Linked DNA regions of Mus musculus: region 2 is linked to region 1. Evidence: chromatin loops called from intact Hi-C (ENCODE). Cell type or tissue: heart. All regions are shown on one strand.

Region 1 (8,000 bases):
TTTCTAGTGTCATGAGATGGTAGACCACTGTAATTTTGAATTTTTTCCCTATGGAACAATTTTATATTTATATTATATTTGAGAAAATATAATAATTACTTTGCTACATTAACTGGTAAGATTTCTAATGATTCACATCAGGCTGCTGGGTTTATTATAAGGCCTACTATGTAAATCTAATTCCTATTCATTTTAAAAACCTATCTCAAGTGTCAGTCATGATGCCTGAAACTGAGTTCAACAGTTGGATTTTGTGAAGAGCAATACTATTTATTTAATGGTAGTAAAAAAATCAAGCAAAAACAATACTGTATTTGGCTCTTACTATAAAACCTAGTAGAATCAGGAAAAAAAGCTTAATATCATAAACACCATAGACTGTGGCAGCCCATTAGAAGGACTGCATTGTATGCATGATGTCATGTGTATTTATGTGTGTATACATACATGTGCATTTCTACATATGTGTATATGTGGAAATGAACTCCACAAATCAATACCCATATTCTGACTGATTGCGTTTTTAAAATATGGATTGTGATCTTCTATCCTGACTTTATAGTCTACTGATGGATCTCAGTTTAAACTGTGACAAACACAATTACCACAGAAATACTTATCTTAAAGATAAGGGGTTCCTTGATTGTTTGCAGTCTTGGTAAGTAGAAGGGCTAAACCAGGTTTCCTGTCCCCTGATTTGCCAGTCTCCAGCACACTCTCTTGTGTTATTTTCTTCTTAGAACTCACTATCTCCAGCTGGAATGATCCAGCTTTCTGTCTTGATTCTTATCTGACCATTCTGCTAGGAAATAGTGTCCCTGACAACATCTTCTCTCATTTTCTCCCAGATGTTTCTCACCCTGCAGAGCTTGGCACATAGTAGATGCTCAATAAACACATGTTTTAAATGAATGAATGCTCTAAACTGGAGGCTGCTTTCCACTGAGTGTAGATTCAGTTAAGGAGTGTGAGGGAGCCCTTGCTGAAGAATGAGGACATGTCTTTTAGAGTGAGGAGACAGAATATTAAAAAATATACTTAGCTGGGCGTTGGTGGCGCAAGCCTTTAATCCCAGTACTCAGGAGGCAGAGGTAGGCAGATTTCTGAGTTTGAGGCCAGCCTGGTCTACAAAGTGAGTTCCAGGACAGCCAGGGCTATACAGAGAAACCCTGTGTTGAAAAACCTATATATATATTGATGTAAGTTACCTCAAAGCCAGAAGCAGAAACTAGGTGTTTGGATTCTGGGTGCCCTGGGATATGTTTTCTCAAACAGCTGACCTAAATATAATGTGGCTAGGCTAGAGCACCCTAGAATACTCTTTTGCCCTAAATGTCACCTGCCCTAATTTTGAGGACTGGGGCCTCCATGTATCCAAAGCCACATTATTTCTGCCAAGACTGTCCTCCAGTAACACCAAAGGAAAACATACATCCACTTATGCTGGAAATTCAGAACTGCACTTCCTTCTAAGTTTTGAGTATGAAAAGCAAGAGGAAACAGGTTCTGTGTTTGCAACCTGTATCCTTGCCAGAGTCTAACAAGTCAACTTGTAATTAAGTCGGGACCTCATTTAAAAGGGGTTTTATTTAGTCAAAAACAAATTCGAAATTTTCTTAGAAATTAAACGCTAAGAATTTATGTGACAGGAAAGGGCAACTACAGAAAGGTTAGAGAGAAGTTCTAGGGGACGCTCCAAATCCTGAAACACAGCCTGTTTTCGAAAGCTCACTGGTAACTTACTTTAACATCAGAGCTGCAATTGGACACTTGAGAATGCTCCAGCCTTATCTGACAAGAGGTTTAGGGGTTCCTTATGGTAAGTGTGCCCATTGCAGGGGGGGTTCCCTCTATAACTAGAGCATACCTAACATGTGCCCTGGCCATCTCGAGCCTTCAGTAAAAGGATAAGTCTGACCGTTGTAAAGATGCTGTAAAACTAAGGCTTTGACTCTAGAAAGAGCAGATTCTCTTGGTTTTCAAGGGTGGCGCTAAGGAGGGAAGCTGGGCAGAGCTTGGGAGCAGCGTACTTTCTGAGTCACATGTAGCGTGACATATGCAGAGAAGTCCCCAGCACTGCAGGGTTTGGCTGGTGACTCTACACTAGAGTTTCCTAATGTCTCTGTCTCTTTTAAAGTCAGGAAGAGGACATTGGATTAAAGACATGAAAACATTAACTAAAGAGATGGAATTTATTGGGCTCTAGAAGCAGGTCTCCATTTAATATCACCTCAGCCTAAATTCCATTCGCAAAACATCAGGGCACAAAACTCCCATGAGGGTTTGTTTCTGTTTAATGCACCCTCAAGGTGGGAGTGGAAGCAGGGGTGGGGGTGGAGCTAGAAAACATTAAAGCACAAGCCAGGAGCTTTAATGAAGTTAACCTGATGAAGCCAGGGAGCTTTGCCCGAAGTGCACCTGAAAGCACTTTGATTATGGCATCAGCTTCAAAAGAAACCATTCCTGGTGCCTGAGCTCTGCTGCTCTGAGAAACAGAATTACACCTTTATATTCAGGCTAATTCCACTGCCTTGCTGAGGGCTGCAAGCACTGTACAGATGTGGGGGGAGGGGAGAGGGGGAGGACGGTGGTGGTGTGCTCCTTCCCACCACTCCCCCTCCACATCACAAACCCAAATGGACAGAAGATGCTCACAACAAGTTCCAAGAACGTAAGGTCTCAGCAAGTTCCAGTAAAAGATGAGCCCCTGCTTTTTTGCTAACAGGATTCAGGTTGTACAGATTTGCTTTAAACACATATCTCACACGCACAGGCACACACACTTACACACACCCTGCACCACACACATGCACACTCTTTCATACACACACACACACACACACACTCATACATACACACACTCATACACACACACTCATATACCTATTCACACATACCACACAAACACATACACTCTCACAAACACACACACACACTCGCACACATTCACACACAATACACACAAAACACACACACTCACACACTGACACACACGTGCACACACTTCCTTTAGCTTTTTAATCCTATTACATCACCGCCGTCTCCCATTTCCTTTGATTTTGTAATGCTTTAGTTAATTTTCTCCTTTTTTCCTTTTCCTCTTCGGCTTTTCCTCCCTCCTTAGCATTCCGTTCATTTCCTTTTGCACCTCCTAAGATTCTAGCGCTTCCCTTTTCCTGTGGTTTCCTTTTTTGGTCACAGCTGCCCCCTAATGGTTTTCAAGGCCATTACTGCTGTGTGCTTTGGCAGAGGAAGAGAGAGACAACTGGAAAGGGAAAGCTGGAGGAAAAACATCAAAGCGCCTTTGCTTTCCACTTGGAATACACTCTCGATATCTATGGAACGGGTCCATAGGCTCCATCACTTACAGCGATGGGCAAAAGGTGAGAAGCTGGCTTGAAGTTTTCATTAATTATCTTTTCAAGCTATTTGAATTTATTTTTAAAAATATGTGTATAAAGTGTAAAATGTATTCTCTTTTCTAAGTTTAGAAAAGGAATCAGATCACGGTATAGTACAGACACTGAAAAAAGAAGTCTCCTCTGTAAATGTGTTCTGGAGTCCTGCAGAAAGCCAGCCTGCTCCAAACCCCCTCCCTCCCTGTCAGTGCGCTCATCTGATACTAAGGGTTGATTGGCAGCTCAGTAAACTGTGTAGGAGTAAATATGAAGGAGGAGAGTGAGAACTAATGACTTTGGTGGGTGTGGATTAACCCACCCTGGAGGACCCTCTACAGAAAAGGTCAACTCCCTGACTCCTGCCTTTCCATCACGACTTTCATGCTCAAATTAGCAGCTCTTGCCACCGTAATGTAACAATCACCTGACATGTAGATGCCTAATTAAGGCACCATAAGTCACAGGTTACAAATTTGAAAGCAGTAATACCAAACAACAATGACAAAGAACTTACAATTCTAGGGGGTGGCGGGGGAGGGGGGCTTAGGGTGTGTACTTTCTGGCAAAGTACTCTCAGAGATGCTGGGGTTCAAACTCCCAGAGAAAACTAGCCTATAAATTTAATAAGAGAATGAGAATTCTCAGCTCCAAACAAGGAAACAACAACAACAAAAACAACAACAGAAACCGTTCAGCTTGTAACCCTAACATCTCCTGTCACATACGCACCGTGACATCACAAGTACACCCAGCTATTTATATAGTTCACAGAATAACCCCACTCATACTTAAGGATGAGTATTAATTTCAGCCTATGGAATTGTTTTTAAGTTCATGAGGAGTGAGAGTAGGATTAGGAAAGAGCCGTAGACCAAATCCCAAACTAGGTAAGAATAAAGGTCACTTAAACCAATCCCTCATTCAGTGGGTGACTTGAAGACTTCAAAGGAACATTCAAGATCTTCCGAGACCCCCAAGGTTTCTTCTGTTCTGCCTGCTTTCTGCAATGTCTTCTTGGCCTGGACCTCCAGCCAGGAACTCACAGATGACCAGATTTAAGCCTGATTTCCCATGAATATTCTGGAAAACTCAAGAAAGCAGAGCAAGGTCACAAGTCATTAGATGACAGGAGCCGTGCCTCTTAACAGAGCCCTCCCTGCCTTTTCTGCCTTGGCAGCCAGAGCTGTACAGATGCCGAGATCTCCCCTGTTGGTGAACAAGTGTGGCAGCCTCAGAGTTATAAGGATGTGGAGTTTGCTGGGTTTATATGGCAAAGGGCCAGCTTCTTATCAAAGGCTGCTCTGTCCAATATGGTAGGTGGTAAACACAAATCAACTTTAGATTAGTAGGCTGAAATGCAGCCTACAATTCAGTCCCTTGGTCACACTAGCCACATTTCAAATATGGAAAAGCCACATGGCATGTGATAAAACTTTTACTGGGGAGACACACAGACAAGTCTACTCACCCCAGATAGCGATTTAACAATAGATACAAACTACAGACACCACCAAAGTCCAACTTGGTAAACCCATGAGTTTTATTGAGGTTACTTATAAGAATTTGGGTAAGGGGTTGCTTACGGGAACAGAATTAACTCAAAGAGAGCAGCATCACCAAGGTTCACCCCAGCATGGGGTGACAGCGCACAGTGCTGGGAACCTAGAGCTCACTGCACAGCCTGCAGGCAGATCAACAGGTTGGAGATTGTCCCTTCCAAATGACTCCGGTCTAAACCTCTTCCAGGTCTGCTCTCAGAGTCTTCTTTGCAGCTCAGCTTCCTTCATTCTTAGAGGGACTCGCAGGTCTCTTGTTTGCTTGGGCAGGAAGGGTTCTAATGAATCTGGTCAGTTTCAGGGTCTTCCTGAAGCTATTTTGAGTTGTTGACTTTAACATTTTAAGAACCTCCCTGTTGAGCAATGGTAGTACATGTCTTTAGGCCCAACAGGCGGACCTCCATGTTCAAGACCACCCTGGTCTACAAAGAGAGTTCCAGGACAGCCGGAATATTTCAGTCTCAGAGAAACTAATACCCAACACCAGGTGAAAAGCACAGGTTCTCCATCATGGTGAGTAGTTACCATAAAAAGGGCTTCTTTAGAGGAAGGGGTTTGTGGGGTCAGTCTTTTTGATGTTCCAAAGCTCCAAATGTACATAAATTAGCATTGAGGAGGGAACTCAGCTCCATGATGAACCCAAAGAGAGCAGAGGAAGCAGAAAGCCTTGTGTTTTTTCTTGCCAAGGGATATTTGAATACATTTTGCATTTGGTTGCCTCTTGTGTTTTATTTACAAGGGTTCCTCCTGTCAAATTTAGGTCTAAGGCTGAGACATACATACACACAATTTGAAATGGAAAAGATTTCCATGAGAATCTGCAAGGATTCTGGGAACCCACTAAATACAATACCAAAAAAAAAAAGAAACAATTAAGTGGTGTTCAAGTATGTTAAGGAAAAAAATAAGTATTTTCAAAGTATGTTGGGGGTGGGGGTATGGGGGACTCCTATTGATCAGAACCTGGACTTCAACATCAAACAAGAGAGAGAATACAAAATGAGGATCTATTACATTTTAACCAAAGGTTTGCTTCTGAGACAGATGCAGCTAAACATTAACTGGGACAGAGCCGTAAATTACAGATTAAGATGTAATTATGCCTCTATCTCTCCCTTTCAGGGTGAGAGCTTGTTGAAGCGAGGGCTCCGATAAGGGAACAGCATGTGACAGGTGGTGTCTATTGTGGAAGCATGAAAACTTCTGGAGCTTTGAGATCCTGTGTTCCCAGGAGGCAGAACCCCAGTGCCTGTCTGGTTTCCATGCCCCCTGCATAGTCACGCATCTATGAACACTTAATCCAATTTGATGAACACAAATGGAAAGGCATACCTGAAGAAGCTGCTAGCAGCAACCAGTGATGCTTGTATGGGGGCTGGGGGGGGGGGGCTGAATCCAGCTCCACAAACTCCAATAACTGGCCCTCTGACCATGTTGCTCCAACTCTCCTTGCTACCCCAGATCATCTTTGAGGTGGTTTCCAAATAGGTTCTTAGGCCCACCGCTTCTCAAAGTCACACAGTAAAGCCAGGAGCTGCACCATTCTGGCACTTTTGTGGATATATTCTTGGTGAGGCTCTCCCGGAATCTGAAACATCAGACCCCCCCCCCAAAAAAAAAGTGTTCACAGAGAAAGAGTAAAGGGAGTACTTTTCCAAATATCCTTCAATAGGAGATGCACCAAAGGCTGTACAGTAAATAGCATATATCAGAATTATTGTTCAATTGGCCTATGAGTCAAAAATCATCTAAAACATGTGTAGGAAAAAGTACAGATACCCAGAAGTCATCTCAGATTATGGAATTCTACCCACAGGAGGCTGGTGACCCAAGAGATGGACTTTTAACACCTCCCCACCCCCCATGATTCTAATGCCCTTAAAGTTTGGGACTGTATAGCTCAGGATATCCTGACTTTCCACAGGAAGTGTCTGAGGACAGTTTCCTTTTAGTGTCATCTGGAAACTTGCTCTATGTTCTCCTAACCCACTCCTCCCCACCTAAGGACCACCTATTATTATTATTATTATTATTATTATTATTATTATTATTATTAATTCATAATTAAGGATGGTGATGTGAGCATCCCAGCTGAATGAGAGGTAATTTCAGGAGTCCTCACTTCACTACGAGCTGTTTGGGGGCCAGTTCCGCTATTGTTCAGAGCAGGCTGGAAGATTCAGTAGCCTGATTTTGAATTTCCCCTGGTCTGCTGAAGTCCTTTGAAAAGGCAGGAGCTTCCCAGCACGGATGTAGAGGCCTTTGGTGGCATGGGCATTATTTATTGAGTGCTGCCCCCTAGAGGATTGGAAAAGCTCTGACCAGTTTGACTCCCCAGGGGTTCTCCCTCCCTCTGGCCATCTGCAGAACAGGAAGCCTTCACTCCAGTGGACTGCAGTCAAGTCTTGCATGCAGAGGCACAGAGGCTTCCAGGAAGCAAGTTAGCGCCCCCTTTAGAACACCTCTGAGAAAACGAAGATCCATATGGGCAGAAGCAGGATCCAGGGACAGAACGCTGAATCTTACTGACTTTTCCCAGAACGAAGGAGAACCTTGGAAGCAGCTAGATGGGAACCCTCAAGTCTGAGGTCCCAAGCCCAGCAGTTCGGGGTTGTCATCCTATGGCTTCCCAATGGGCTTTGGGTTTCTTTCTCTCTCCCCAGTCATCTCTCTGCCCTTTGTCATGTTCTCAGAAAGCTGCTGTGTGCATCTCTAGTCTAAGTAGGAATGGTTTTCTATGCCTGGAGAGCAGTGGGGTTGTGACACTAAGTAACTCTTTCCTTGCAGGCACTGTTAGTACAGATAGCGTTGTTTGTTCTTGGATTAGTGTTTTGCCAACAACACAAGCCAGGATTTGAACTTAAGGTCCAAACTCCAGGCTTCCCCTCTTCCTTCATCGAAGAACCCAGGGAAGGGAAAGAAAGGATAAAGGAAATCAAAATTAGCCCCTATGAGTATTTGAGTGGTGCATGCGTGTGCACGTGTGTGTGTGTGTGTGTGTGTGTGTGTGTGTATGTGTTGCTCTCTGGAAGAACTCAGAGGGCCT
Region 2 (8,000 bases), 110 kb before region 1:
CCGAAAAACTAACAGGAATTTTGCAAAGAAGAGAACATGCCATGTAGAATATTCCTGGCAACAGAAAGAGGAAGGAGTTGACCCTTTTTGAAAGAAGGGACTGTTGTTGAACACCGTGTTTGTAGCTTGATCATCAGTGCCTGTAGCAATGCCGAGTGCTTGCTTGCTCTCCCCAGGTTGAAATTTTGGCAGGCGCCTGCAACATTTGTGCACTGATTATAATTTTGGGATGCATTGTCAGTAACCAGGGTATATAATGGATCTTCAACTCTAATTACTTTTCTCTCCACAGGTGTCTGGAAAGGGTCCAGATGGGAGCACACACAACCTCCGCTTTGAGGGGATGGAGCGGCAGTACGCATCCTTACCCAGGTAGGATATAGAGGGCTCTCCCATCCCCAGATCACCCACAGATGAAGCCTTTAGGGATGTCTGTGTGAACTAGAAATCTGGCTTTGAGATGGGGAATATGGTTGAGTTTTGCCTTACTCCGTCTGCTGTGGCCCTGCTGCCATCTTCCCAAGCGTGCTAATAATTGAAACACTTGTGGTTGTTTTTTAAGGGGAGAAAAGAGTATATCATTGCAATTGAACATGTCAGCTAGAATATTGGCTGCTGAATGGAAATCCTAAGCCATTGCTATAAAAATGGTATTGAACATCCTGCACCAAGCTTAGAGACAATAAAATAGTAAATCCTGTGTCCTAGAAGTTTCTGAGAGAAAGGGTGGCTGGGCCTTAACCTTGGAGCTTCAGGTGTGTGTTATAAAGAAGGAGAGAAAGTTGAGCCTGGGAGGTGTTTTTAGAATCTGACTGTGTCCTTGAGGCAATAAGCAAATATTTCTAAGAAGCACAGACAAGTAGGGGAGGATAGAAAGAACTCCGTGGGAAAAGTTAATTCAGCCAAACTGACCTAACGTGATCCCCTTAGGCTGTAAGGAGACACCCCCTGAAAGGGAGATACAATTCGCAAAGGTTGGGGCTGTTACCTGAGAGGTTCGGAGTCCAGTCTTTTTAGTCTGCAATCAGGAGCACATGACAAAGAGGAAACCTTTCCAAGGTTACGTACAGCCAGCCTCCCTGGGAGTCTGATAAACTGAGAGTGTGAGAACTAGCATGTTTCAAAACAAACAAAGAGAGGCAAATGCCAGCCACCAGCCCAAAGTACCTGAGTGTCACCTCAGAAAGGGCAACGAAGGAGGCTTCAGGGTCATCCGATGAGCTGCCGAGCCACTGACTCGGAGACACAGTTGCTTGTTGAGAGTGGTCTGTGGGCTCCACTGGGGTTGACAACCATAATGTCCTGAATTTTCTATCAACCACAGCCTAGGTGACCATCTGCTCTTAGAAAAGGTATGTTAGGGCTGGACAGATGGCTTGCCACACAAGCATCAAGCATGAGGAGTGGAGTTCAGATCCTCCCGGACCCAGGTCAACGGCAGGCAGATGTGGGATGTCCCACCTGAAATCACTGCTCTCCTAAGGCAAGGAATCCCTGGAGCAAACTGGCTAGCTAGACTAGCTATAACTGCAACCTCTGGATTCTACTGAGATACTGGCTTCAAAGAGTAAGATAGTTCAAGGAAGAAAGACTCCTGATGTCAGCTCTAGGCTTCCACGAGAACATGCACAGATGTCAGATGTACAGGTACCCATACAAGGCCACACACCACACACATGTGCACACACATGCACACACACACACACACACACACACACCACACCACACCACACATACACACACAAGCAGCTCATGTACACATTTAAAAAAATCAAGTGTAGATTTTAAAAAGCAATAAAACCTTAAATTTAGCAAGGCACCATTTTTTTAACGTTTTCCCTGGTATGATACAGGAAGTGTATACTTTAAAAGCTCTGATGCAGCTGTATTTTATATATCGCCCTGTTTCCTTTATATGTTATCATGGAAGGGATTTTCCCCCTTCTCCCACCCCTCCCATCTATGATTAGTTTCCTGCCCCTCTTTTTTTCCCCTGGCTTAGCATTTTGTTTTCATTTTGAAAAATGGAGTCATTTCCAAACTTCATTTGAAATACAAGGTTTCCGGCTTTCACCGGTGAAGTATATGGAAATTGCGGTTAAGGCACAGAAAGGAGTAGATTCTTAAGGGAAATGGGGAAGGGAGGGAAAAAATCATTTTAATGCCTTCCTGGCCAGCTTGCATCCTGAGTTTAAGAACTGGTCTCTCTCTCTCTCTCCCTCTCTCTCTCTCTCTCCCTCTCTCTCCCTCTCTCTCTCTCTCAAAAACACAGAAATAACATTTAAAGTTCTGTAAATCTCACTCATTTATTAATTCCCCTGTTCTAGTGTTCACCTACTGTGTAGAGAGGGCCCTGAGGAAATGGAATGGTAGACGTAGCCTGGTCTGTCCTTGGATCCTGTCTGGTAAAGCGGGCAGCAGTAGGCCTTTTCTGCTGACAACAACGAAATGCTCAGATTGGTAGTAAAGGCCTCTGGGTTTCTAATCCTGTTTAATTTCCCTAATTGGCCCTGAAAAGCCCAATCATGGCTGACTGCAAACAGGTCTGTTTCGGAATAAACACGGCTGAAGGAGTTTCATGACAAAGACAGTGTGTGGATGTGTCTGTGGCTCAGGTGCTCGGCACAATGTTTGAACTGGCAAAACCCTAGCAACTCTGAGACATCACCAGTGTGGCTGAAAGAGAAGCATCTTAGACAGAAAATAATGCTGGCCCCAAGTCCCTTCCCAAACACAGTGGTAGGAACGATCAGCTGCTCTGTGGTCAGACCTCCATGGCTGCCGTTCAGACAGAAGCTGCCATGACAGAGCTGAGACAGCTGTGTGAGGATACTTACGCACCTAGATCTTAATGCGGAATGGACATACCAGTTTCCAGCTTGGGATCCGAAAAGAAAACACAGAGCTCTTCTCAGGCTCTGTGTGTCCCCTCCCTGAAGTCTGTGTGTGCCTAGTGAGAAACAGGTGCGGAGACACGTACCCGGCTGGCCTATGAGGTGTGCAGATCCAGTCCTGAGGAGAGCCGGTGAAACTGACCTGGTTTTCAACATTCCCACCTAGGTTTGATCCTGTCCTCTTAAGTGAACACACCAGCTCGGTGCTCTCTCCCTTTGCCAGGGACGAGGGAAGAACAACTCTATAGATACCAGGCCCTTCTTTATTACAAAGGCAGGGAGAATTTAAATATTTATGGAATTAAATTTTTAATTAAACCTAGGACTAGGTTTATCTACAGAAAGGCACTGGCCATCCTTCGAGAGCATTTGACCGGCCACTGGCTGACTTGGCTCCTAGGTTGTTCATTGAGATGTCAGAAGAGGGTCTACGGCAAAATCAGTAACCTTGACTTACATGTCAAATCTGGAAGCCTGGATAGAAAATGTATCCTCATCTAGGGGCTCATTCTTAAGCTTTTGGGGAACTCCATCATCTTTAAGGCAAGCCCAAGCAGGCCGCTGTCAAACTAAATGACACTACACAAAAATAAAACAGAGCCCTGGCTAGTGCAGGCAAAAACAGTTCCTAGCACTGGGTAGTCAGGAGCCTGCCTGAGGCTAAAGGCTAAGAAATGTTAAGTGTTATTGTTAAGCAATGTTAAATCTTCTGCCTCCAAACGAAAATGACTTTATTTCTTTTCTCCTGAGGCTGGTGTTTCTAAAAAGCCTGGTGGCTTGTAATACAACCTCATTAGCAAACCCCAGACCTTGACTGGGGCCAGTCTTACCAGTCTGCGCAGCCCCCAATTTTCCTTGGTAGTAAACAATGAAATCAGCATCCCTTTAGTCTGGCCTGACACAAATTATTACTCACCTACCCTGCAGGAGAGTGGCTGTTTTCTGGGCTGTTCTAACAAGAGAATACCAAGACACACACTTTCACTAAGGGCCTCTTTTCAATTCCAGCCTACCATCCCTTTCCAATTCTCCCAGGCCCTTCAGCTGTGGGCTCTCTGTTCAGCCATCTCTCGAGCCTACATCATTCACCTGACCCAATCCTGGCCCCCCCTGGGATCCCATTATCCTGTTCTCTACAGATGGCTCAGTGCATCAGCACCTGATGTTGCTCCTCCAGGTCTGTAATCAAGTGTGAGGTCCTAAGGAATGAGCAATACAGCAAGACACGCTGCATCTCGTCTGTGGTCCCCTGCGCATGGAAGGTGGCTGGAGAAACTCATGAAACCCCTTTTATCATTTCCATTCCAAAATTCACATTAGGCAGCACCAGCTGAGCCCCTGCTGCTGGCCAGCATTCCTCTTGCCCACGTGATCAGCTCCCTGGACTCTCCCACAGTAGATGATCAGACCCTGTTCTACCAAGAGGACTAAACATTCCTAAGCAAGGTCTCTAGAGATGACCTCATTTCCTTTCCGTCAGGACCCTGAGGCATCTGACATTAGCCCTGAACTTCTGCTCCCCACAGCTCAGCCTGCTGTCTTCTCCAACACACACACACACACACACACACACACACACACACACACACACACACACACACACTTCCCAGAGGGAACAGAGGAGGTCTAAGCTTTGGAGCTGGGCCATAGGCTCAGCTTAGTCACTTACCACCTGTGTGGCTTTGGCCAGTGATCCAATTGTTCCAGGCTCTGCTTCCTCATCTGCAAATTGAGGGTGACATCAGGTTCTCCATCTAGGGGTGGCAGCATAAGGATCAAATGCATGACACTAATGTAATCAGTGAACAGTCTAACATATTTGAGGGAGTTTTTTCTTCTGTTCATTTTTATTTGACCCATGGGAATGAGATTTTTCCTTCCTATAATGAAGCAAGTTCATTCTCACTGGTGTCTCTGAAACCTGAGAGCCCAGACTTCTCTTTTCTGGGCCACATCTCTTTAAGCAGAACCCTCTTTGGGCTTTCTTCTCCTTGTCTATGACGGTAAATGCAGAGACTCGCCTGCACAGCTTCCATCCTGTGGAAAATGCATGTCAATATGCTGAGAGTCCTAATGCAGAAAGTGTAGGCTGACCCCTGGGAAGGTCCAGGTATCCAGAAAATAGAGAGCAAGATAGCACAGCAAACTACTATGATTTGAGCAGTAAGCTGTGCTGACGGGCAGTGCAGGGGCCAAAGGTTCCTTTAGTGAGGGAATCCATATAACAGATACACGGTGTTGATTTGATCTAAGCAAGAGGTCAGAGCCTCTTTCTAGGAAGACATAAGTACTGGCCTAGGATCCTACCCAGGGTAGAAGACTAAGCATGCTACTCTAGCTGCTGCAGCAGACAATAGGAAAGCAGTGCCCCTTTCTCTCCTGAGAGGAACCGCAAACATGTTGCCTAAACCTGGACACTGCTGGCTCAGGACAAGGGTTATCTCCACATACTTGACTTTGGTCCTCAACCTACAAATGTGGCTCTATTTCTACAGGTTTCTGACCATGACCGCCTGATTTTATTACAGCTGTTTCTTTGGTATAAATTCTCTCCTATATCTTGAAGGATTCATTTTTCATCATTTTAATGAAGAATCCAATGGAATGGGTCACCTCCATACCTCTCTCTTGAGACCCCAATCACAACTATCTGCTTCTCACACCCATCTTTTCAGTTCAGGGACACCTCAGAGTCCCCAGACCAAATATAAGCCCCCTTCCTCCTCCCTGCTTCCTTCCCTTTGTCTTCCATGCGGTTTGTTTCTCACCTCCTCTGTACCACTCTAAACACTCTGAATTACGTTGTTTGTCGATGTGTTCTGCCCTCGTTGGTCTAGAATTCCCAGAAGGCAGAAACTGTGCCTCATACTACTCTTCACATCCATCACTACATGCAGGACCACACGTCCAGTGGGCATTTCCTACACTGGGATAAAGATGAGCGTACATTTGTTTTCATTCAAGTAATTTAGGAGAGAGAAATTCTCCAGAGTTTTCTTGACAGTCTGTTTTAAGACTGTTTTCCAATATAGTAAAGATTTCTCCATGAGAACATCTCTTTTCCCTGGAATCGATACAAGTCCAGACTTCTAAACAGTTAACCCTTTAGAGCATTCACTACATGGCAGGCACCTCTGCTCGCACTTTGCATGTATTGACTGACTTACTCCTCGAAATACCCCCTTGACTCAATAGCAGCCCTGTTCTTCTGCTCAAGGGCAAAGGCTCTGTGCTAAGGAAAGTAAATTGCCTGAGTTTAAAAGGGAAGTGACAAAGCTGGGACTTGAACCCATGCCATGTACCTACCAGATGATGGAGTTAACCATTGCAGCTCAATTTTCCTGGCCACGAGTCAGATCCACACACTGAAGTTACAGTACTCCCTTATATTATTTTATCATCTGTTTCCCTTCCTAGCTAAACTGTAAGTGCCTTTGAGGACAGGGACTGTGTCTTATTCATCTTTGTATATGACACAGAACATTACTAATATTCAGGTTAAGTAATGCCTTTCAACCATCTCTGTACTGCTGTCATAAAATCAATTCCTTCCCCCTTCCCGCGGGCCCTTCATTTGAAATATGAACAGTTTAATGTGTAATTGCTAGATGAACATTAAGCAATATACTTTGCCTACCAAAAAGAGAATCCTGTTTTGTTAGAACACTCCTGAGATTGGAAAAGCAATGTCTGCAAATTGGTACTTTGGTTCTTCAAGATTAAGAATAATAACTTCTCAAAAGGAAAAAGATTATACAAAACCTTTTGGCGGAACACTGTGTAGAGAGCTCTTAGAGAGAAAAAGAACCCTTTTCCCCCACCAGTGAATGACTGCTCCAGCCACATTTGGCTTTTGGTCCTGATGTTGCACTAGCCCTTACAACATACGTTATTTGTAAGAAATGTACATCTCTGAACATCTCACACAGCCTTCAGTTCGGTTGTGTGATGAGGAGCAACAAACTAGAGCTGACTTTGGATCCAGCAGGCAACTTTAGAAGGGGGGAACAGCTTCTGCTTTCTTCCTGGGGACCCAAAAAATAAATTCACTTCTAAGTATGTACACAATGTTTTCAGATTGGATATGATTATATTCCAATCAGAAGAACCCTCCATAAAAACATATGAAGAAATTCCTCACCACCAGTGGCCTGCCTGATGATCGCCTCTGCTGCCCCGCTCCGCTGTCGGTGTGAATGCTCAGACACTGCAAAAAACCCTGCCTAGATGGAATCACACCCAGCTGCCTTTGACAGAGTTTAAGGTCTTTAGAAAATCACTGCCATCCTCTTACCCTACCCACCCCCCCAGTCTGAGCTCTCCCATCCTTTCTCCCCAAGTTCACTGGTTTGAAAATCTGGTCCCTGGTCTCCCTTCCCTAGTGGAGCAAATGGCCTGTTTAAAGGACCTCTGACACTTCCTCAATTTTAATGCTCAGGACAAAAATGATGAATTAGCAGCACTTTAATTCTTTTCAAGATGACTATGTGCCCAATGTCAACTCAAACTTCCTGAAAATGCAAAAAGCCCCAGCTTGGAATGTCGCTTTAAGATGCCAAACAGCCGAGATCAAGGGTTAATGCTACTGCCATATCATTTTTATGTCACTTAGTTCCTCAGATAAAAGTCCATTTTAATCAAACTTTTCATCATTTCCTCATAGGCAATATATCCTTGGTGCCAGTTAGAGTATTTGATATTAATTATTCAGTCGAAGGCCTCCATTATGAGTTTAGTTCGAATATTTGTGATTTAAAACATGTTAAGACCCATTACAGTACTGATGTCCCCAAAGTAATTTTAACTGAATCTTGATGGGCCATATATTAAATCCCATACTTTCTTTTTTTTTTTAAACTTTTTCTCTCATTCTCCATAGCAAATTCTAAACTGTTGCATATTTGTTGGCTAAGTACTTTTTTTTAGGGGAAGAGTATATGCCTGCAAATTCAAGAGTGCCAAATCTGACATTACCTTGGACTAGAAATATGCTAAGCTTGGTACGCTGACTTCCATGTTTTCCCTCTTGTGTATATTTAAAGGAGTGTTAGCATTTACTTCCCACTTCTCCAGCCAAAAAGTAAAGAAGGGTGTTTTGTGCCTAGG

Evidence for each region. Hi-C counts contacts between places; a loop is a spot of excess contacts. Peaks named below come from ENCODE experiments on the same cell type or tissue, not always from the same donor. Only the 100,000 strongest peaks of a DNase experiment are listed, where the experiment ranks them.
Region 2: a loop joins it to region 1, with 2.3 times the contacts of the local background. A loop is called at or near these places in 3 of 42 quality-filtered maps.

What each region holds. Positions count from the first base shown.
Region 1 is chr1:62,693,958-62,701,957 of GRCm38, forward strand. No RefSeq gene overlaps it. Among named protein-coding and RNA genes, the nearest start is that of Nrp2, 5.4 kb to the right of the region's middle. In heart, CTCF peaks have their summits at 3,215 (motif pointing left) and 7,287 (motif pointing left); a DNase peak (open chromatin) is centred at 7,294; H3K27me3 peaks cover 548 bases.
Region 2 is chr1:62,587,445-62,595,444 of GRCm38, forward strand. Pard3b (par-3 family cell polarity regulator beta) reads left to right here. Exons shown (of 23, transcript NM_001081050.2): 22 at 293-372. Among named protein-coding and RNA genes, the nearest start is that of Gm34881, 65 kb to the left of the region's middle. In heart, no CTCF peak of the experiment used is centred here; a DNase peak (open chromatin) is centred at 4,287; H3K27ac peaks cover 618 bases.